Regions from separate parts of the Mus musculus genome. Here all the other regions are linked to region 3. The links are chromatin loops, found by intact Hi-C in ENCODE. Cell type or tissue: heart. All regions are shown on one strand. Each heading gives the region's core, and the rest is flanking DNA. Links, peaks and the distances in the headings are about the cores only.

What was found. A loop is a pair of places that touch in the nucleus more often than their neighbours do. Peaks named below come from ENCODE experiments on the same cell type or tissue, not always from the same donor. Only the 100,000 strongest peaks of a DNase experiment are listed, where the experiment ranks them.
Region 1: a loop joins it to region 3, with 2.9 times the contacts of the local background. A loop is called at or near these places in 7 of 42 quality-filtered maps.
Region 2: a loop joins it to region 3, with 5 times the contacts of the local background. A loop is called at or near these places in 6 of 42 quality-filtered maps.

Annotation. Positions count from the first base shown.
Region 1 is chr13:71,450,566-71,458,003 of GRCm38, reverse strand. No RefSeq gene overlaps it. Among named protein-coding and RNA genes, the nearest start is that of 1700112M02Rik, 33 kb to the left of the region's middle. In heart, for the core only: no CTCF peak of the experiment used is centred there; no DNase peak of the experiment used is centred there; H3K27me3 peaks cover 1,210 bases.
Region 2 is chr13:73,029,211-73,036,648 of GRCm38, reverse strand. No RefSeq gene overlaps it. Among named protein-coding and RNA genes, the nearest start is that of Gm30049, 93 kb to the right of the region's middle. In heart, for the core only: a CTCF peak has its summit at 3,379 (motif pointing right); no DNase peak of the experiment used is centred there; H3K27ac peaks cover 591 bases; H3K27me3 peaks cover 363 bases.
Region 3 is chr13:72,636,219-72,643,656 of GRCm38, reverse strand. No RefSeq gene overlaps it. Among named protein-coding and RNA genes, the nearest start is that of Irx2, 11 kb to the right of the region's middle. In heart, for the core only: a CTCF peak has its summit at 3,326; no DNase peak of the experiment used is centred there; H3K4me3 peaks cover 2,091 bases; H3K27ac peaks cover 1,164 bases; H3K27me3 peaks cover 4,196 bases.

The DNA.
Region 1 (7,438 bases), core at 935-5,934, 1.2 Mb after region 3:
CCCAATCAGAGCAATGCAGTAAGGCGAGATGGGCCTCTTGTGACCGTGCAGGGCAGACATGGGTGTTTCACTCCACACGTTCACACTTTCCCCTGCCCTTCAGGCCATGGGTGAAAATTGGCCTTTCCCTTACCTCCCTACAGGATAGCACTGGCCAAGAGTGCTTCTAACTGTGGAGACCTGCATTTGCACTGTAGAGGGGAGGAGCTGCTGCCCCACAGCTTCCTGTCTGTAGCAGGTAGTACTTACCAGAGGCCAGAGTGTGGCCCCAGGAGCACAGCATCCCATGTTGTGAGCCATTCAACATGGATTCTGGGTACCGAAGGACTTGCTTGTACAATAGCAGTAGACATGTTTAACTACTGAGCCATCTCTCTGGCCCCGCCTATACAGATTCATAGATGTGTGATTATAAAAGAAGTTCATGTGTTCCAAGAATGACTTGTAATAAAATGTGGTGTTTGTTCACAGATTCTGGACAACAATGAGAGAGAGAGAGAGAGAGAGAGAGAGAGAGAGAGAGAGAGAGAGAGAGAACTAGTGAGAGAGAGAGAACTATATGCAGAGGCCCCGACCAATTTGTACAGAAATTCGTGCAATTAAAGGTCTATAAAAAACAATGTATAAAACCCAATATAAAGCAAAAATATATTTTCCACAAACAAATTATGCCCCTAAAGAATGACGGCATTCAAAATGCAAAGAGCAGCTAAATAAAGTGTTTTATGGAAGCTGCAGGAGGTTTAATCATGCTCCTTAGTAGGCAGGGAACCCTATTTTTCATAGTTGTAAAAGTGACTTTCTATTTTAAACTCAGAGAAGTTCTTTAAAAAAAAAAGAAAGAAAGAAAGAAAGGAAGAAGGAAAGAAAAGAAGGAAGAAAAAAAATCCCCCAGGTTCTTGGACCTGCTGAAAGTCTGCAAAAATCCAAACAAACATTACATTTCCCTCACCATACACTCATTCTTTTGAGACAAACAATGCCTTTGTTATGATTTCTGTAGGTAAATACGTACCTGAGATGCAAAAGAGAAGAGGGTCTGCAAAGAAACCCAGGGTTCTGACTTCCTCTGTAGCTCTTGCAGGAAGAGTGTGTGCTGCCATGTATACATTGAGGCTATTCTAGATGCTATGATGAGAAAAGCCACCCATCTCAGATTCTGTCAGCAGTACAGGTTATCTGAGGGAGGTACGAAGGGTGTTTAAAGACACAGTTGCAGAATCAGACTCAGAGGCCATGACCACTTCAGTGTAAGTAAGGCAGAGGCAAGGACAGGCTCTGGATGCAGAGACTATTTGTTCAAGTTCAAGATTTTTCTTAAAAGTATCTCAACATTTTTTACACAGCTCATAGGAATAATTGCTACTTCATTTGGAGAGAATAGAGCATACTGGTCTCTTCCTCCTCTTCTTCAGCTAGAAGAGGGAAGCAAAAAGAGACACCTCCTCTCATTGGATATCATGACTAAGCCAAGAGGGAAACTGAGGAGACTACAAGACTTGACAAGGCTTCATCACATCACTCTTTACCCTCAGCAGAATAACAAAGAATGTCCGATTCAAAATAAGTCAGGGTCATAGCTAACTATAGCTCACAGGAAGTCTCAGTGCAGTATGGCAGCCAACAAGTGAAGAACAGGGCCTCACAGGTCTCAGGGAAATGTACCCCAAAGCAATGTCCCAAAGGCTGTGCCGCTACACAAATAAGCAGTGTTTCTGTCACATAACTTGGCTGAATATCTGCCCACAAACCCTCAGTTGTTACCCCAAAATGGTGTAACCATTTTGGAAAATATTAGTGGTGGGTAGAAGCTCATAGAACCTAATTATCCCATTCAAGGTCTCACAGTTCGTGCCCCTGCTCTATGTAAACCTGTGTTCAGAACAGAGTTCTGCAGCATCAGTAACAGCCTAAAGCTAGTAGCACGACCCTCACCAATCATAGAATAAGTGCAAATGCTATTTGGTGTTTTCATCCTTGGAGTTTTATGTGACAGTGTAAACAAATTACATATGCTGTGTGAAATAATCCTAAATGAATTGCAGAAAGGATCCAGAAATGAAAGTCCTGAATTCTGACAAAGACCCCTGTGAGCACGTGTGAGATTGTAAGTCAGGAAAAAAATGACTGCTAGCTGAGTCCATCAGGTCCTGGTGCGCAAAGGAAGCTTTTGGAGTCCAGCATCTCCTGGTAATGAGGAAAGCCTTGTTCTGAGCATCGATGTGGGTGAAAAAGGTATATGTACTTCATTCACAATTTCATAAAGTGTTCTCTCGGGAAGGGATTCCACGACCCCATCCAGCCTACAGGGTTTTTCATGGTAGCTCGCCAGTGTTCTTATCCACAGGATCCAGAGAACAAAATCTCTTCATCAGAAAATGTTGGGATAATCCTGCCCAACTCTGAGCATGGGATCTCGTGATCGTTCTCCCAAAATCCAAACTGGGGACAAGGCACAGAATGTTCTCCACGGCGAGTCTCAGCTTCTGAAGTCAGATTCCAGAAGAGGCCAGAACTGTCCTGTGCACAGGGACCATCCTGCTATAGAGTGCTGGGAAGTCCTTCCCTTGTGTTCATGGAGAACCAGTCATTGGCATTACAGCCTGTGGTCATCGTGGATGCTGATGGAGAGTGATTGACAGGCAGGGTAACACTTAGGGTCCTGCCTCTTAGGTAGATACTGACCTGATTGTGGGTCCTTTCATTTATGCCTCAAAAGAAAAGGCAAAAAAATAAAAATAAAAAATAAAGGCTTTGGCCAATAACTGAGAAGACCCTTCACCACTCAACAATGCCACTGGTGCTTTAAGTCAGTCTTTGTCTTCTCCTTGCACAAGGAGAAGAGAGGCTGAAAGTGTCTGGTGTGTTTCTGATCATATCACCCCCTTGTTGCAGTCCTGATAGTAATTACAGGGTTGGGGGGACCTTAGACTTCACCAGGGGCAGGGCATCCTTTGAAGAGCTCATCACACAGACCAAATCCCTTCATAGCTGTGTTTTCTAAGAGATCCTAAGCCCCATTTGCCCAGAGTTAGCATTTTTCGGAGCTCTGTAAGTGAACACTAATAGACACTTATTATTTAAATTGTGTGTAACAGGCCTGTTCAGACTGATCACCTCCTGAGTCAGTCAAGTAATGATTTTGATTCTTTTTATTGAATTGACATGTTTTTGGCAGGATCCAATAAGCTTCTTAACTGACATGTCAGGATGTCCTGGTCTGTGCCAGGCAATTTGCTATGGATTTCATCTCCTCTCTCTCTCTCTCTCTCTCATTAAGTTTTAGTGAATGGGTTGAAGGAAAGGAGGTGGTATTTTTACTCACTGGCCACTGTACAGGTTAGGATTGTGTTAGCATGACTATAACAGGGGTAAGACTAAATTAAGGTGTGACCATAACAGGGGTTTTTCCTCCTTCCAACCGGAGAAGACTGGAGGCTGTTAGTCCAAGACTCTTCTCCTCTCTTATTCAGTAACTGACCTGTTCTCCGCCCCAAGGAGTCTTTATCATGAACAAGGATTCCGGACTCCCACCAGGGCGTTCCCACAGTCCACTGGTTTCCCGTTGGTTTGTGAGGGGTCGTGGGAAATGTCTTTGCTATTGGAATCCTTGTTAGGATCTGAAGGAAAGCTAAAATGAATGAGGAAAATGGGGACACGGTTCCATGTCACGAGTCTGTCATGTGGATACAATCATTTTCATAAACACCATGAACACAGATGCCACGGGACTAAATGATGGTGGATTGTGATGTATGAGGATTATGACGTTGAACACGTGCTCAGGAGTGCTCATCCCTGCACATGTGCAAATCTGTCAATGGCAAGCCCCTTCTCAGAAGTGACTCCTCTCCTAAGGACTTCCCTATGATCCAAAAGCAGACAAGGAGAGCGTTCTAATTACATATCTAGTTAATGAGTTCTCAGTGAGTGCTAAAAGTGAACTTGGACGTGAAATATCCTTGTAGAAGCAAAGGGTAATAGAATGAGACAAGTCAGGAGGGTAGGGAGAAGTGACTGATGGGTACCTGAAAGCCTCCATGCTGTAGAGGAAGGGTGGTGCCTTCTAAGCATGCTTAGAGTCAAGTCGGCTTTCTCTCTTCTGGATCCACTTGTACTTGGTCTTAGCCATTTGTCCTAGCTCTTCCAGGAGCATAGAAGAGACACTATCAGGTAAATAATAACTCATTTTTGTTCTAACCCTCATGTCCACAGAACCAGCTCTTTATGGATCTGTGGGCAGAATCCTGGCTAAGTCGGCTCTGAGAGAACAGCTAATGACTGCAGCGAGATGCTCTGTTCAGAGAGCTCACTTGAAGTTTAGACTGATCTGAAATCTGTCAAAATTGAGCTCTAATTCCTCATATTTAACCTTCACTTCAATGCTGGTTGTCTATTTTTTAAAAATCTTATATTTTTCAATTTATGATTTATGAGCAAAATTGGAAGTAAAGGACAGGGACAAAGGTAGGCAGCTCACAGGCTCCCTGACTGCCTCACTCTGTAATGGACGGCCATCTTTCAGTACACCCAAGCATCAGAAAACCAGTTCAAGGCACCCAGCGAGCAAAATAGAACGTTTGAAAAGGCATGTAAAGTTGGGGTTTCTGGAACTTTAATAGCTTTCCACTTAAAATTTTGGCTATCAGGCACTTTAACTAAGAGAAAAAAAATAATGAGTTTTACAACATTCAGCCTGCTTTATAACATATTACATAATGTGTGAGTCCCATAAAGAAGGTTGTGTGCTGTGCTATAAAACTTATTAGGTCACCAATATTTCTGGATTCATATTAAAAAATTAGAAATAATGGTTCAGATTAGAGTTACCAGAATTATTAAAAAGTCCTTTGCATTGAATCAGTCATTCCCAAGGATATACTAATGAATATGTAGCTTTAAAAAGGAAAAAAAAGTTTCATTTATGAATTCACCTGAGGTGAAAGAAGTCATGTTAACATTATAAGTTTTATGTGGACTTTCCACGGGCCGACGTGCCCTCTCCACTCCGCCTCTACTTGGTACAGCTTGCCTTAATTTACATTTTGTGAGCCCCAGAGTGAGAATAATTTTTTAAAAATCAGACTTGCAGTCTGAATAGAGGAATGGTGAGCAATCCTCTCTCTAATGTTATTTTAGGTTTAAAATGTTTAAGCCACACAGAGTAGGTTGAGGTCCTACCTATTCTCCCAGTTGCTCTTTCCGCATCTGTCTCTTCCTCAGCTTTGTGCTTCTCCACCCTCCTGATCCTACACAAGCCTGGATTCCTTCATGGCGATGCTGAGAATGGACTCACACAGTCCTCCCTGCCAAAATGCCCTTACACTTTCTTCTGAAAGCCCCAACCAGACAGTGATCTCTTAAGGTGAGATCTGTAGAATGAGGCTGAGAACCCACATAGAAAGCAAAACTGATTCTATTCCCAAAAAAAGTAGGAGAAAAGCCATCCAGGGTGACAGAACAATGCCCAGAGAAATGCCAAAGAGAGATCAATGACTCCTAGACACTAAATCCTGACCAAAGGGAAATCTAATTCTCCTGCTACAAAAGGAGAGATTGCACAATGTATGCCTTGCTGTTCCAAGAGCAAGGACTTTGTGACCACGCCCCTGATAGAAAAAATCCTCTACCGTTTCTCTCATGGGGCTGATCACTCTACTTCACACCGTACAACACACAATGATGCATGTGCGGACGTGTCCTTGTCATGTTTGTGGATCCCTACAGCTCACAGATGATGCTAGAACTGCATTTTACAGTAGGCAAGGCTCCTTCATGTTGCACTTGCCAAATGAGAATTTAATGAACAGCGAGAGTGCGTTTTGGTAAAGGTGTGTTATCTGTACCTCTGAGTGTTTGCCAGTGAGATGCCCATTAGACTTTAGAATGACCATTAACAAGTCATACAGCTTTCCTTCTCAGAGCTTCTGTGGTATCTTGTAGCCTACTATAGGAGTGAAATCTAAAAGACTTGGATGATGCTGGGCAATGGTGGCGCATGCCTTTAATCCCAGCACTTGGGAGGCAGAGGCAGGTGTATTTCTGAGTCCGAGGCAGCCTGGACTACAGAGTGAGTTCCAGGAGGGCCAGGGTTATACAGAGAAACCCTGTCTCAAAAAGCCACCACCACCACCACCACCACCACCAACAACAACAAAGACTTGGATGATTATTTTCAAGATTAAAATGAGCAGAGACTGCTACACTAAGCAAGTCTCTGAGATAATTACATAATTTGGCACTACCACTGGGCCCTGAAATCCCAGGGTCCAGTCATCTTGCAGGAGTTCATGCTGTTTACATTAAGCTCCAGGTCATATAAGCAGAGAGTCAGAAGTGATCCTGTCACCCTCTCTACGCAGGGGCCATTCTCTGCATTTTGAGAACTGTGACTCTGCATGGGAACTTTGCTAAAAGTCCAGCCAACAGTGGCCTGTATGTCCTCTGTGACTGAGCAGAGAGGACTCACACAGGAATTTTATGCCTCAGTGGTACGAGGGTCACAGAGATGTTGACTACTGAGAAATCTGCATCCTGTATGCTGAGTGTTGAGTGACCATTGATCCCTCAAAGCAGTGATGGATCCTGCATCCTGAGTACTAAGTGGTTACTCATCTCCTTTGAAAGCAGAGGGTCCTGGGTTCTTAGTACCTCATCATGGGTACCATGAATTCTCCTGGTAGCAAATGGGTCTGAGATTCTAAGTACCCAGTGACCACTGAATCTTACCCACTCTTCACAGTCAAAGGTTTCACAGGACTCGTGGGTACTCAGTGAGAACCTGAAGAGATTCTTAAAAGTAGGATATGTCAAAGAGCTGAAGTAATCAGATGGAAATTTTCACTACTATGAGGGCAGAATGGTAGGCCACATGCGATGAAAGCCTTGTACGATTAGGATATATGAGTGGTCTTAAGACAGGATGGAAAGCTGTAAGGTACTGTCTTAGAGTTTTACTGCTGTGAACAGACACTATGAACAAGTCAAGTCTTAGAAAGGAAAACATTTAATTGGGGCTGGATTATAGATTCAGAGATTCAGTCCATCATCAAGGCAGGAACATGGCAGCATCCAGGCTGGCATGGTATAAAAGGAGCTGAGAGTTCTACGTCTTCATCTGGACTGCTAGCAGAATACTGACTTCCAGACAGCTAGGATGAGGGTCTTAAAGCCCATTCCCACAATGACCAATGACATACCTGCCCCAACAAGGCCACACCTACTCCAACAAGGCCACACCTACTGCAATGGGGCCACGACCTCTAATCGTGCGACTCCCTGGGCTGAGGATACACAAACCATCACAGGTACTCACATCACATATTAAAGTCTACAAAGCACTTGTGCCTCAACCTACTGAAGTCCTCTGCATAAATTATAGACTCCCCCACAAGGACCAACATATTCCAAACTTCCCTTTTGCTTTTTCACCAAACTC
Region 2 (7,438 bases), core at 935-5,934, 390 kb before region 3:
TAAACTAATGTACCATTTGATTAAACAGGGAACTATGTAAGCTTTAGCAAGAATGATGAAGTCAGGGGAAACATATGCAAGTAGCTGAGTTAGCATTACTTATTAATTGCTCAACAGGAAAAAGATGGAAAGAAACATCTGTAGTTACAAAGTCTCTGAGTGTCAGGACCTTTGAAAGCAGACCTCCTTGGTGGTTCGGTTTGTGGAGTCTACATCAGATTGGGCTTTCTGATGCTCCCAGGAGCTCTCTCAGGATCCACAGTGACAGCTATAGGTCAGATCTGATCCTGGGGAGACACCCCCCCCCCGAGTGTATGATACTATGGGGGGATGGGTAAGAAGAGAATTTTTAATACTCAAAAATTATTGCTTTCTTAACTTGGAGATTTGTTCTATTCTTAAGTCAATGCTTGTGGCCCTGCTCCCCCTCCATAAACACAGATATCCAAGGATCACATCTCTACATGCCATGTCTGGATCCAAATCAATACTCACTGCCATTGCCTTGACATGTAAGAGAAGGTCACAAACGAAATGATCAGAGAGGCAGGACCTGACGGCTGGCTTGGGCTGGGTGTCTGTGGAGTTGAGCTTTTGCTCGTGCAGAGGCTGAGGACTGTGCACATGTAGCTCGGTGAGCAGGGCGAGAGATTAGCAGATCAGAGGACTTTGTTCCAACCTCAGCACTGCTTAAAATGGGATTATATAGGCACATAGACTATCTCCTACACAAGGTCCCTGGACATTGGCAACTGTGTGCATTGTTACTGAGTTTAGGTTCTGTGGCTACTCTGCCTTTTGGCAGGAGATGCTTTTGAGCTGCAAGCCAAGAGTTGAAACAGGAGGAGCCCTTCACCCTGTCCCACAGATTTCCTTCTGGGAGGTTTTGGGGTCTAGGAGAAGCCAAAGAGCACATGGGGGTGACAGTAATAATGGACAGGGATAGGAAGGCCACATGTACACAGTCACAGAGGGACAGAGAGGAGCCAGAGTGGCTAAGAAGAGAGGAGGGACGCAGCCCCAGGAGTTTGAAGGCACTGAGGTGGCAGTGGTTGGGAGGGACACAGTGTCTGTTCTTTAGTGACACCAGGCATCTAGACTGGAGGCAGTGATGTCCCACAGAGGGTGCCAAGGGCTATGGGGCACAGACTTGGGTATCAAACATCTTGGGGAGCAGAAACACTGGCTATTTCCACCAGGGCTTTACTCCACCCCTAGTCAGTCCCCCAGACAGGCCCCAAGAGGAGGCAGCCACTTGGCTGCCAGAACGTTGATGTGGATGAAATGGGAATTTAACAATGTCTCTGGGTGAATGCATGTTGTCCTTCTTCTTCTTCTTCTTCTTTTTTTTTTTTTTGAGGTTGTCACATGATCTCGCTGTGTGACATTTCAAATCTCCATCTTGCTTTGTCGAGCCTCTATGCATGAATAATTTTCCCAGTCCTTGTTTTTAGTGGGGCCAGAGAAAGAGCGCATTACAGGCACACAATCTCCTGTTGTCCGCTATCAGCATTCGGGGGACTGAGCTGGCTTACAACAGTGTAAAGACCCCGGTGGCATGTGTTATAATATATGAACCATTGTCCCCGTGAAGAACACACGAAAGAAAGAACATTGTTCTACGAGGGAGCAATTCACCGGGTTTTTCCCAGAGACTCTTGGGTCAAGTTTTCATGGGCCTATTTGATTTTCAAATTCTGTTTCTGCCCTCTTTCCTCTCTAGGAACAGAGTGTCCAAACTTGTCTACATTCACTTCCCATGTTTTGTGCATGGTCGATGTCCTTTAAAAAGAGTACCTCAAATAAGTCTTTATTCTTGTTTTGTTGGCTCTCATTCTGTGTTTTCATGAACTTTGGCCCCAGCCATGGCAACTGCGGGAAAATGCTAACAGTGATTGACAGGATTAGAGGAGCGGGTCCCCATCCGCATTTCAAACACTCGGGGAACAATGGGGATGGGGGTGATTGAATTAATGAGGGACAGGGCTGTCAAAAGAGCACACATACTTTACATAAACCTGATTATCTTTGCATGGCAGAAATGGAGAAAAATACCGGAGGGGGCCCGAGCTTGGCTCTCAGTCCACCTTGTGGAAGGCCCATCCTGTTCAGCTCAGCTGGCCTGGCCTCCCTCCCACGCAGCATCCATCAGCCATGCTACTTAACAAGTCTATTCAGGGGCTAGGGACTGCACTCCTTTCACCACTCAGCACCTCTGTGGGGCGGTGAGTTGTTCTGTTGTTAGTTTTCCTTGGGAACCATTGCTTAATGTTATCTAAGAGCACATTCCAAAGGCTGGACTCAAGGTGGCAGCCCGGGTGTTAGCAGCTGAAAAGATGGGTGAGTCCTCACTCCAGGGACCTAAAAAGCCCAGTACTGCAGTATAAACTTATACCCTAGAGGCCACTGGCTGCAGGGAACCTGCCAGCAGGATCATTTTGAAGTCTGTGGACATCCCCACCCCTGTCCCTTTCGAAACACACAGGCTGACCACCACTTAACAGCAGAGTAGATCATTTAGCTAGAAGCCACCTGTCACCTGGGAGCCTCCTGGACCCAGGGCCAAAGAGGTCCCCTGTGGATGTCTTCAGAGAAAAGGTATAGCTGCTGCCGGGTTTTCCCCAGAGACTCACGTCTGGATCATGCCTGGGTAATCTTGCCATTGGTAATTCGACAGGAAGAACCATTGCTACCACTGGGTTCTTGAATCCAATCTCTGTGCCACATTTTAAGATGAGCTAAGTGCCACTCACACAAGGAATTCATGAGCTCAGGGGACAGACACAATGACACATATTTGTGTCACCCTAGTAGAGTCTCAGGAGACACAATGACATATATTTGAGTCACCCTAGTAGAGTCCCAGGTGCATTTGTTTCTGGGGGCTGCTGACTGATAGGGGCAAGTCAGCAAGGGTGTCCAAAGCAGACCATATCCTGCTGTGTGATTCAGGATGGAGTGAATGAGGAAGATTTGGAGCAGACCACCTTCCTCCACACCTGGGTAGACTCCAGCCCTGCTACCCAACTTGCATCTTGTTTTTTCCAAAACTAAGGGTTCAGGATGTAAGGAAGGTTTGCATTTGCAGAATGATATGAAAGCCTTTCAGCTCATTCTAGGTGCTCTGCTAACTCATTAACACAACCACAGTTGGTCACCAGTTCCTCATGATGGCTTCTTCCCTTCTAAGTGGATTCTACCTGGGGCTGGTGTGCTGGCTCCAGAGGACAGGCTGCAGAGTTGAACTGGCAGGGCTATCTCTGGAACTCACCTGCACAGCTTCATACCCGTGTGTGCATGTATATCACCCCAGACCAGGAGCAAATTCCAGATGCCAAACCTTTGGTCTTGAGCACCAGAGATGGCTGCAGTGTCCAGCCCGGCCAGCAGGTGGCTCTGCCTCACACATCCTCCTGGAGCCTGCCACCATCTTCTCAGGAACCCACACTCTGGTCACTGGCTGGCTGCACTGGGAAGGACAGAAACCTTCCTTGCTCTGCTTCCCAAGAAGTGAAGGGAGGACAGCCAGGGGCCATTGCAGAAGGATGATTGCAGTCTGCTTTCAGGGAGGTTGAGGCCACAGCCTTCCCGAGCATAGAGAGACTGGAATTCTCAGGAAAGCCTCAGAGGGGGCAATAGTGCAACTGGAGGCTGAGGGGAGTAAACAGCATTGGTTGTGCATGCAAACTTTCCTCCTTCTCTGTAAAGCACTCAGATCCTGTCTCCTGTCAGCAGCCCTCTTCATTCTGGGTCCCTTTGAAAGAAGAGGACTAATTTTTTTTTAAAGAAAGTTCCCCCCTTACTATAATTAATAAATTGATATTGTAAGTAAAGGTTTGGTAAATATTTTAATTAAAATACTTGTGCATGTATGGAGCCTATGTAATCTTTCATACTTCGCAGAGCTGAATGCATGCAGTAGTTTACCCTGTGGCCTTGTTTCGTTTCATTGTGATCAAAACTCTTCTTCCTTCCTTCCTTCCTTCCTTCCTTCCTTCCTTCCTTCCTTCCTTCCTTCCTTCCTCCCTGCCTCCCTCCCTCCCTCCCTCCCTCTCTCTCTTTCTTTCTTTCTTTTGACTGGGCCTTATGTAACCCTAGCTAGATTGGAATATATGATGTAGGCCAGGCTGAGACATGCAGAGATCTGCCTGCCTCTGCCTTAAAAGTTCTGGGATCAAAGGTGTGTACCACCATAGTTGGTAGAGCATTTCATTTTCAAGGCTAAACAAGCAGATTTTCTTAGCTATTAGGAGATTTGACGATATGGGGGCATTTAGATGCTCCCCCTTTCCCAGCCATGTCCAGCTCAAAATTCAAAACACGCCAGCAATCTTACAGAAATACCTGGCCTCTGATGTGGGGCAGTGACATTCTGGAAGTCATACATTTTGTTCTGTTAGACTGGCACCGGGCTTCCTTCTTGGTGGCAGCCTATTCCTTTGTGACTTAACACAGGACTCACTGATGGTTTTGTAAGAGATAGTCTGTTACTTTCCCAGACTCAGAGTAGACTCTGGGACCAAGAAGTGGAGTGGGCTGAGCTCCCCTGGGGCTTGGGGTCTGACACCAAAACTGGCTTATTGTCTTGAGGAAGCAGCTGCTTGATGGGGCAGGTATTTCAGAAGCAAAACTAAGGAGAACAGGTGAGGGCACAAGTGAAGCACAGATGGGCAGGAGACTCTGCAAGGTTCTCCTACTGCTGTTGGCCTGGGTACCCTGGTCAGACAGTCTCTGTTGTTACTGTCTTGTGATGGTCACAGGGGTGACTTGAGAGCTCCAGCACAGTTTACCTGAGGACTCATCGCCAGCCCCACATCTTAGGGAGGCAGCTTGGCTGTATCCGAGGGGCCTGACTAGCCTCTGCCTCCTTCCACCCAGATTCCATGCACTTATCTTCAGTGCAACTATGCCAGCCTTTTTTACCAGACTCTGACACTCAGAGATTCTGAGATTTAGACTCTGCTCCTCGTGTTTGCCAAGTAAGTACTTAACTAGCAGGGTTATCTCCCAGCTCTAATTCTTAGTCACTGGATTTTGTATTTTATTTCATGTTTGGTCTTATATTTTATTTGCAGTTCAGGGAATAGCACCTATAGCCTGGCAACCTAGAAAAGTTCTGACACCGAGCTGCTACCCTGGGCATAGAGCCAGGGCTCTCAAGTCAGTTGACATCATTAGTGGATGTTCTTATCAGTAATTGATAGGTCATGCACAGCACACCTTCTGCATGGCAAAGGACACGGGTGTGAGCAAGTATTAGTGTGCCCTGCCTGAGTGGCTTAGTGTTGGCGAGAGCTTCAGGGATCCATGGCAATCTCTCCAGGGTCTTTATTTGAGGGGAGCATACATACTCTTGCCAAAAGCCTGTGACCTGTGCACCTGTAGGAAGAAGCAGACATGGTTCACACACACTCACTGTTAGAACCAGGGTACTCTGTCCACTCATGAATGGAAAAATGTTACTGGAAGGCCACTCACCCCCTGCCTGTGGAATAAATCTGTCACTGGTGATTTGTGGTCTCTGGAAGTTTTAAAGTCAGACCTATTTAATATTGAAGCTTTTTTTTTTTTTTTTTTTTTTTTTTTTTTTTTTTTTGGACTGGAAGCCACTTCAGCTTTTGTCTATACAATAAAAGCAAAGTTACTTGACACTTTCTTTGGGAAAATGGGGAGCTAGGCAGGGAAGGGTTAAGTTGTCTACGATTTCTCAATCAGCCTTCAGGAAGCCTCAGGTCAACTTTGCTCATAAAACTCCTCACAAATATTCCTTTTTTTTCTATCAGAGCAATTCTAATTCTGCACGCAGAGACCAGAGCCACTCAGATTATTACACATTATTAAAAATTAATTTTAAAAGTGGCCTGTTTTGTGTCCAACTTTAAAATGATAGTCACGGAGGGGCTGAAGATTCTAGGGATCCCCAAAGAACAGCTCTTTCCACTTGACAAGCAGGAGTCACTGTGGCCTCCTATCCTTTCAGAAGGAGCCAGCATGCCTGAAAGATGACAGAGGTCACACTTGGTCAGCTGCTTTTGGACCCACTTGAGGAACCTCATTTAATCTTACTCAGTTCTTTTTGGCCATGTCCTGATGGGTTAAAACCTAGTAGATTCTTGAGGGACATGTTTCAGCATGCAGCACCAAGCAGAGGATGTGGACTGAACCCGGTGGTCCATCAATCAGCCTCATTAGTGGCCAGGTCATAATCATTTTGATTCATTTACAGCCAATCACTTTCTATCCTGTCTTACCTGGGCCACTCTGACAAAGACCATAGGACTGGTAACTTTTAAATCACAGAAAAGTGTTTCTTCCAGTGCTGGGGACTGGAAGGCCATGATGGAGATGTGGGGAGCTCTAGTTCCTGTTGAGGTTAGAAGGGGAATCTGCTCAGGCCTTGACCCTCTTGTAGATTCTTTCCTCCCTATTGTATGTGTATCTGTGTCAATTATGAACATCAGATATGTTAGTAGGGCCAGGATAGTGACCTAGTAATAATCTGTGTTTGTGTGTATGTATATATGTTTGAGTATGTTTGTGTGTATGTGTGTGTGTATGTTTGTATATGTTTGAGTGTGTGTGTGTGTGTGTGTGTGTGTTATAGTATATTTAGATGGAAAGTGGGAGAGGGACAGTACTTGTAGACCAATGTTCTCGTAAACTTCAGGGTCTAGAATATATAATATTGATTCAAGGATCAGCTCATCCATCCATCCATGCATCCATCCATCCATCCGTCCGTCCATCTGTGGTGGTTTGCATATGCTCAGCCCAGGGGGTGGTACTATTAGAAGGTGTGGCCTTGTTGGAGTAGGTGTGTCACTGTGGGTCTGGGCTTATGACACTCATTCTAGTAGCCTGGAAGCTAGTATTTTGCTAGCAGCCTTCAGAGGAAGACTTAAAATTCTCAGCTACTCCTGCACCATACCTGCCTGGACACTGCCATGTTCCTGCCTTGATGATAATCGACTGAACCTCTGAACCTGTAAGCCAGCACCAATTAAATATTGTCCTTATAAGAGTTGCCTTGAACTAGGGAAGCAGATAACCCGGCCTGATCAGGGGCACAAGTCCCTTCCGGTCCACTCCAGCACCGGGGTGCCTTGCCCGCGGAGTCTCCGGACACCCGCAAGGACCCACACAGGATCCCCCACAGGATCTTAAGACCTCTGATGAGTGGAACACAACTTCTGCCAGGAGGCAGGTTCGAACACCAAATATCTGGGCATCTTCCCTGCAAGAGGAGAGCTTGCCTGAAGAGAGTACTCTGACCACTGAAACTAAGGAAAGAACTAATCTTCCAGATCTGCTGATAGAGGCTAACTTAATCACCTGAGGAACAAGCTCTAACAAGAGACAACTAAAACAACTAGCTTCAGAGATTACCAGATGTCAAAAGGCAAATGTAAGAATCCTACTAACAGAAATCAAGACCACT
Region 3 (7,438 bases), core at 1,131-6,130:
CCCAAGTATCTTTGGGTTATAGTGTTTTTCACAGCAACAAAAAGCATTACAGGGCAATGCCCTTTTCCACCCAAACCCTCACCCGGACCCTGATCCTGACCCTAACCCTAGCCCTGACTCTACCCATTTTCCTTGAGGATTATTATTTTAGTCTTTCTGCTCCTTGGTCCCTATGTTAATCAGTTCTCTGGACTATGACAAGACACCTGAAGTCCTCTATTGATAAGGAAAAAGGGACAACTTAGACCCGTAGTTTTGGAGCTTTCAGTCAATGCTTAAGTAGCCTGTTACTCCAGGATTGCATTGTGGCAGAGAACACATGATGGAGAAACTGTTCCCCTGTGACCACTCTCACATAGCCTGGGGAAGAAAGAACTGTTCTTCTGTCTTCAAGGGCGTGCCCCACTGAACCAGGAATCTACTGCCTTCCAGCCACACCAGGCTGAGAACAAGGTTTTAACACACAAGCATTGGGGGAGACCCCTCAGATCCAAACCACAGCTGCCTCCTACCATCCGAACTCTCTTGTCACACATCAGGTCTGGCCCACTTATTCCTAGGCTTATTGAAGTTCATGTCCTTAGTCCTCCTACCCCAGAGCCTGTACACCAGCCTATCATTTAATATTCTCTAAACTCTTTAAAGGTTTCTGTGTCCCCAGCACACATAGATGCATAGAACAAGGCCCCACAATGACAGTTCAACTTCTGTCTGGAGGCTGCCAGACTGAGATCTGAACCCAGGTATCCTAAACATATGCTCTTTCCTCAACTCTTTTGCCCCTCTGCTGGAAGTGGATTTTACCTACTGAGATATCTTGCCAGCCCTATTATAAAGGAAAATGTATCTGAAAGATCTTGAATATGATTCCATTTATTTTAGAGCACTCTTGCAAACAAAACATGAATTATGTCAAAACACTTGATTAGTGCCAAGTTAGAAGTGTAAGTACATTGTAATGAAACCAAAAGCAGACAGGGCAAGGTAGCACATGTCTAATCCCAGCACTCAAAAGGCAGAGAGGCAAGTGGATTGCTATGGTTCAAGGTCACCCTGGTCTATAGAGAGAGTTCTAGGCTTGCTAAGGGTTACATAATGAGATCTCCCAAGTTCTTATCCACCTCAAAAGAGAAGAAATAAGTAAAGGAAAAAAAAAGGAAAAGAGAAAAAGGAAGAGCAGACAAGATGGCTACAGTATGTAAGTCAGGGATTTTGCTTTCTTCCTTTGATCACACATGCAAGCACAATGACTTCATTAGATGGCCCCACCAAACAAGTGACCAAGGAGCCCATCTTCTGGGACAGCTCCATGACTCCTGGCTTCATTACCAGAAACATTTCCAAAGGTTCAGGACAAAGCATGCTATGCTGAATTACCCAAGCCCACTCCCTAAAAGTCTGACCTCAACTTATGCATAGTCTGAGCCGCATTTTTCCTGTCCTCATGGGCATCACTGGTTGTTGGGCAATCTTAGTAATATCTGTGGACCAGGGTAGGCAGGGAGACAACTCACTGTGCAAGTTAGGGAACCCCAAGAACCAATCGACCTGGACTGAGAGGCTCTCTGTAGCCCTGAGAGCTCCCTTCCAGTGTGATCCTGATGACTGTTCCTTTACTTTGTTTTGTGTTTGAGATAAAAGCTCATGTAGCCCAGGCTACCCTCTAACTTGCTATGTGGCCGAGGATGGCCTTGAACCGCCTGAGTGGTGGCATTACAGGCATGCACTCTCGTGCTCTGTTTGAATGAGTGCCGGGAATCCATGGCTTCACGCACACTAGGCAAGCACCCTACTGAGCTGTATTGATGGCCACCTTGAATTTCACGGGGAGGAGAAGCAGACCAGTGAGCATGACAAATGCCCCTGGGTGCCCACTGGTGTGACCAGCGGAGCACCTGCAGGAACCGAACTGGGAAAAGAGAGGCTGTGGTCAGAAGTCTTGAGTGCTAGCCTCCCTTGCAAGGTCCTGCTCAGCAGTGCCCCAACCTCAGAGGACCTCTCTTGTAGTTCTACAGGGCAATGTCAAAACACAGGGTCATGGACTGTGCAAAAGAGACACCCTCTTGGTATAAGGAGATATTCAGGCTCAGTCTCAAGTCAAACACACTCCAGGACTGACTGCAGGAGCTAGCAGTTGCCGCCAGCTCTTCAAAAGTTCCCTCAACACCTAAGGTAATTTAGGGCTACTAAACTTCTCTACCCTGGTAGGTTCTTAACATGGGGTTCCCAACTTCAATGAACAACATCCAGACTAAGGGTGACTGGCCACAGGGGGGCCATCTACTTACCAGATAATGGAGTGCAGTGTGTTGTGCCTGGTCTTAATAGTGTGTGAAAGAGAGAAAGCAGGGCTGTGTAATTAAAGCTTCAGTATACGAATCTGCTTAAAGGTGCTGAAGTTAGGAGAACAGATTTGATTCTATACCTCATTAGAGGGTCTTTGCCCTGACAATGTCTGTCTACCCACAGCACTGCCTTACCTAACTCCTTCCTTCACAGCTAGCCACACAGAAATAGCAAGAAACTGTAAAATAACCCTTCTTCCCTACTTCCACTTCCGTCCCTTAGCAGAGCCTTGAGGAGCTGGATGGGCCTTGGTTCCTCCTGTTTATGTCTGGGCCCATTATCAGGGAGGGCACTTTAGTTGAGGGGTTGAGTATCATATAATCATTATAAAACAAATTGCTTTTCCACTGTGTGAGAGCCAGGGAGAAGAAACCAAGACCTGCCACCCACTCTTATTTAAACAAACTAATGTCACTCTGGAGGCCAAAAGGAGCCAGCTCTGCCACCCACCTCTACAGAGGCTATGGCTAAGCTGTCCGGCTTGGTCTCCCTGATGTGGGGGTGGGCTGGGGCAGCAGCAGCAGGGCAGTCCACTACCCCAGTGGGGGCTGTGAGGACCTCCAGGGAGCAGTTTCCCTGGCTATGGGGGAGGATTAAGGGAAAGCCCCATGGCAGGCACCACTCCCTCCCCCAGACTGTCCAATGAGTCTACTCAAGAAAGACTATAAATACAGCTTTCTGCTGTCTAGCTCTAACCTCCACCCCAGTGTCTGGCACACATACACACCGAGGTCTTCTGGCTATATTTCTGTAATTCCAGTAAGTCCTGAGGACCCTCTCCCCACCCTTGGGCGCGCGCGCGGGGGGGGGGGTGCTGATACACAGTTTCTGAAGTCTCTGGAAACTGAGCTAGTCACTATCAGGTCCCCAAAGAAAGGCTTCTACTAAGGAAAGGTAAACACAGGGGCTCAGAACTCCCAGTTAGAATAGCTGGAAGGCACCTGAATACCTGAATTGCTCTCTGGCGCCCCCATCTCGACCAATACCCTTTGCAGGGAAGCCTCCTACTGGGTTCCTAAGGAGGAGCAAGAGAACAGTGCTGAGTATTTCTGGGCGACTAAATCTCAGCACGGGGCCACCGGCTCCCCTATTTCTTTGCATTCTAAACATTTCTCAGACTCTTGCCTGCAGGCAGGCAATGGAGCAGACTACTAGTTGCGCACTCCTGCCCTCTCTAAGATCTTGGAGTGTAGAGTGTGGAGGGTGCGTCCTGAGGGCCAGAGGCGTATGTGGGGCCCCACTGGTTCCCTCCCAGTTATGATTCCCTGCCTTGGACTCCAGTACGCGGCTGCTCTACCCCAAGCCCCACCCTTCGGCGCATCGAGCAGCGCTGAGTCCCCATAGAGTATGGGAAGATCTAGTTCTGTGCACAGCGGACAGGGGACCTGTGTTAGGAAGGAATCGAAGAAATGCCAAGAGAGTCGGGGTGTCTGCTGGAACCTGTTCCAACCAGCGAGGACGCAGCTGTGGACTTGTGGGAGCTGAGCGCCGTTTCTTGGCTCGGGATCGCTCTGAACCAGAGTCGCTTTCGATTTGCGCAGCTTTTGCCCAGAGCTCAGCAGCACAGCACCCTCAGCAGCGCGATCCCGACACACTGGGCCGGTTGGCTGCTTCCCGGGGATGAGGAGATTGAGGGCTGAGACCTGGGAGGGAGAACAGAAAGACTGGAAGGGAAGGAGTTCTCCGTGGAGGGAGCCAGGGTACCCTAGGAATAGGGCCTCACGGCCGGATGGATCCTGTGGCTGTGGCGTCCTTCGAAGCTTTATACTATAACTGTCTTCCCGGGAGAACATGAGTCCTGGCACCAGGGCAGGCTGTGTTGCTCAGGCCGTGGGTGCCTGACCCCATTCTGCAGGGCATGCAGGCTGATTCTGAGGGTCCGGGGAACCTTTTCCCTCCAAGCCCAGACATTTCCGGGTACTCTCGACCCTGACTCCACCCAAAGCTCTGAAAATCTGTCCGGAGGTGACTCTACCAGGCAGCTTTCGCTCTGGGAACTCTTCCGCTGGCAGTGGCCTTACAGGACCTCGATATGATAATTAAGGACACACGTGGCTAAGGCTCTGTTCTAGTAGATAGAAGAATAGAAAGGGGCCTGAGAAGTTGGCCAAAAGACTCCTTCTCGGCTGGGACGATTCTAGGGGTGGGTGCGGGTGGATGGAGAGCTTTGTAACAAAATGACTGTAGTAGATAGGGCAAAACCTGCGGTTGGGACAGACCCTGGGTATCATTTTCAGGATAAGAACTCACTTCAGAACACCCTGCCCCAACCCCTTCACACACTCAAAAGGCGCCCATAAACCAGGATCCCTGTAGTGAACGAAGCATCCGGGATCGAGGAGCAACCCCAGCTCTGGGAAGAAAGAAATAGGTGCACCAGACCAGTCCAGCTCAGGCCTTTAGCTGGGGACTGTTCTGGTCAGTGCAGGGCGGTCTCTAGTGCAGGATGGTAAATAGGTCTCGAGCCACCTCGCCCGCTGTCCTTTGACACTGCAGCTCAGCAGAAGTCCAGAGCCTAGACTGCGGACGCAATTCTTGCTGCCTCCCTATTCATCACTCCTAATCTGATCATTGAACTCCTGTTCGGGTTTGGAGCCCTTCCTAGCTCGCCCTTCTCTCTGGTTGAGTGGGGAACCGAGAACCTGCACCCATGCAGAGCGAAAGTGCAGCGGCAGGCCCAGTGTATGCAGAATGGGCAAGGTCTCCAAGGAAATGTCCTCAGGCCAGACCATCTCCTCCAGCGGCGTTCGGGTAACCGAATGCAGTCACTTGCCCTTGATCTTGCAGGGCTGAGACCAGGGCGGCGGGCACGCTGAGAGCTCAGACCTGCACGGCCTTGGCAGCCCAGCCCCACATCCTTTGATCCGCCTTATTCATTCCAGCTGCGCCCTATTTGTCTGTCATTTTCCCCTTTTCCTCCAGAATCATTATTTATGGCAGAAAAATAAAAGGTGCTCCCTGGAAAGAACCGAGGCAAGGAGTAAATTTCTGAGAAACAAGAGAGTGAATATGTTTCCTTTTAAAGGTCACCAAAAAGGAGGGGAGGGGAAGGGGAAGTGAAGGGGAGGAGGGGAGGATGAGGGTCTGATCAATGCTTCCTGGAACTCATTACGGGAGAGCATTAACTAACCGCTAGATCAGAGCCACGAAAAAGCAAATATTTTTAAAAAAATAACCGAAGGTAATTATAACCCTGTTGTTGACACTAACGATTAATAATTGATCAGGAGCTACACACAATAAATTGTCAATTTATCTCCTCATAAAATATGCTTGCTAGTGTAGCTGGGTTTCCTCCCCTGGGCATGTCCTTCGAAGATCCACTCCGCGTGTACATGCTGCCTGGATCCCACAGTCAATCCTAGAAGAATGTTAGACTTAACTTCTTTTCAGCTCCAAATAGAACAAAATTATGTTGGGGCACCTTCTGAAAGCCCTTTCCTTATAAGCTCCGGGCTAGATTTAAACAAACAAGCATTCTTCCTCCTCCTTCTACCTGGGATTCCAAGAGAATAGACAGGGTGTTTCATAACTGTTTTAGCAGTATTACCAGTATCATCTTCCCAAATAATGTCTTCATTTTTCTTAGAAAAGACAGCACTCTACCCACTCCCAGTACTGAGAGCCAGTTCTCTGCTGGGAGTTGGGAGGAGAAAGAGCTGTTCGGAGAGACTGCAAGAAGTTCTGGCGAAGGCACATAGTAAACCTACAAATGGTGCCATTTGACCCCTACAAGTTGGGGTTAGCTGGGTTTTCTCCCTCACTTAGCAGTGGCTGAGGTCTGTGGTAGTCAGTAGGCTGGAAGCATTTTCATAATGACCAATAGGAAGGAGGAAATTATATTGTCATAGATTAATTCTCCTTAAAATAAGCCTTTAAAATATTGGTAGGGATTTGTCACTTGCATAAAGGTTTGAGACTACATCAAAGGGCCATGTCCCCCTTGGGATCTGTGGAAATTTAAATGACGTTAGCATAACATTCGCATGGGGCAGACAGCTGTGTGTTGTTTCCAGAATCCATTTGTGTTAACATCCTTGAAATGCTATTTTCATAAAAGCTACTTTAAAATATATTTAATATATCTATAGATTTAATTAGGGGGTCTAAGTGAATATTTTCTTCAGATCTTGATGGACTAGTTAACTAAAAAATTTAAATGGCGACAATGATTAGTATGTGGCTAATTGGAGTGAACTTTTTAACAATTCGGTGCATTTAAAAATTTTAAAAAGGCTTTTCTGACTCCTTAAATTGGTTTAAAGTGATTTAAAAAAAAAAAAAAGACTAATGTCTGGAAACTACTCCGTCATGGTGCTAGTTTCCTAATTTCAAGAGGGCACACTTTGCCTTTAGCCTCCTTCGTAAATATTCCAACGTCAGTCACTGTACTTGACCCAAGTAGGCTTGGGGCTTTGGTGCCATCCAGTAAGTCTGGACCAGGTGAAAACTCGATGGAGTCTGCAGCATTCAGGTCCACACACCTCTGCAGACCTCTCTCCCTATGCAGTTCTAGCCTTTCTCCCACATCCAGAAGGAGCGCAGACCGAGGCCCAAAAGAGGGTGCTTGGGAGACTCACCCCAACCCCTGCTAGACAGCTGATTGTTCCTGCCCCTTATTCTCTGTTGCCCGCCCCTCCTGACTTTCAGACAAAGGTGGGTGAAGTTCTTTTCAAGTTTCAAAGGCAGTTGCTAGGCAGCTCTGCTGAGACAATAACTCTTTTATTGGGAACAAATGTTGACATTTGACGGGCGCAGGAGGCAGCACCCAAGCCAGCAGCTTGGTGCACCCCCCCCCCCAACCGTGCTCTCGTCAATGCCCCGGCCCTCGGGCCCACCTGAGATTAAAGCGCGAATTCTGATAAATCGGCTCTAATGAAATCCGGTCTGTGGAGGGCCTTCTGCCCTTCTGGCTGCAGCGGCCAGACTACGCGAATGCGGGGCCCAATAGTCAGCAGCGCGCCCGGGCATGCAGGCAGTCTGTAATTCAGTGTGGCTGCCCTGCCAGAGCTCTGTGGGGCCCATTTCTCCACGGAAGTCACTTCCCTACATGGGGATTCTCCTTCTCTTCTCTTCTCTTCTCTTCTCTTCT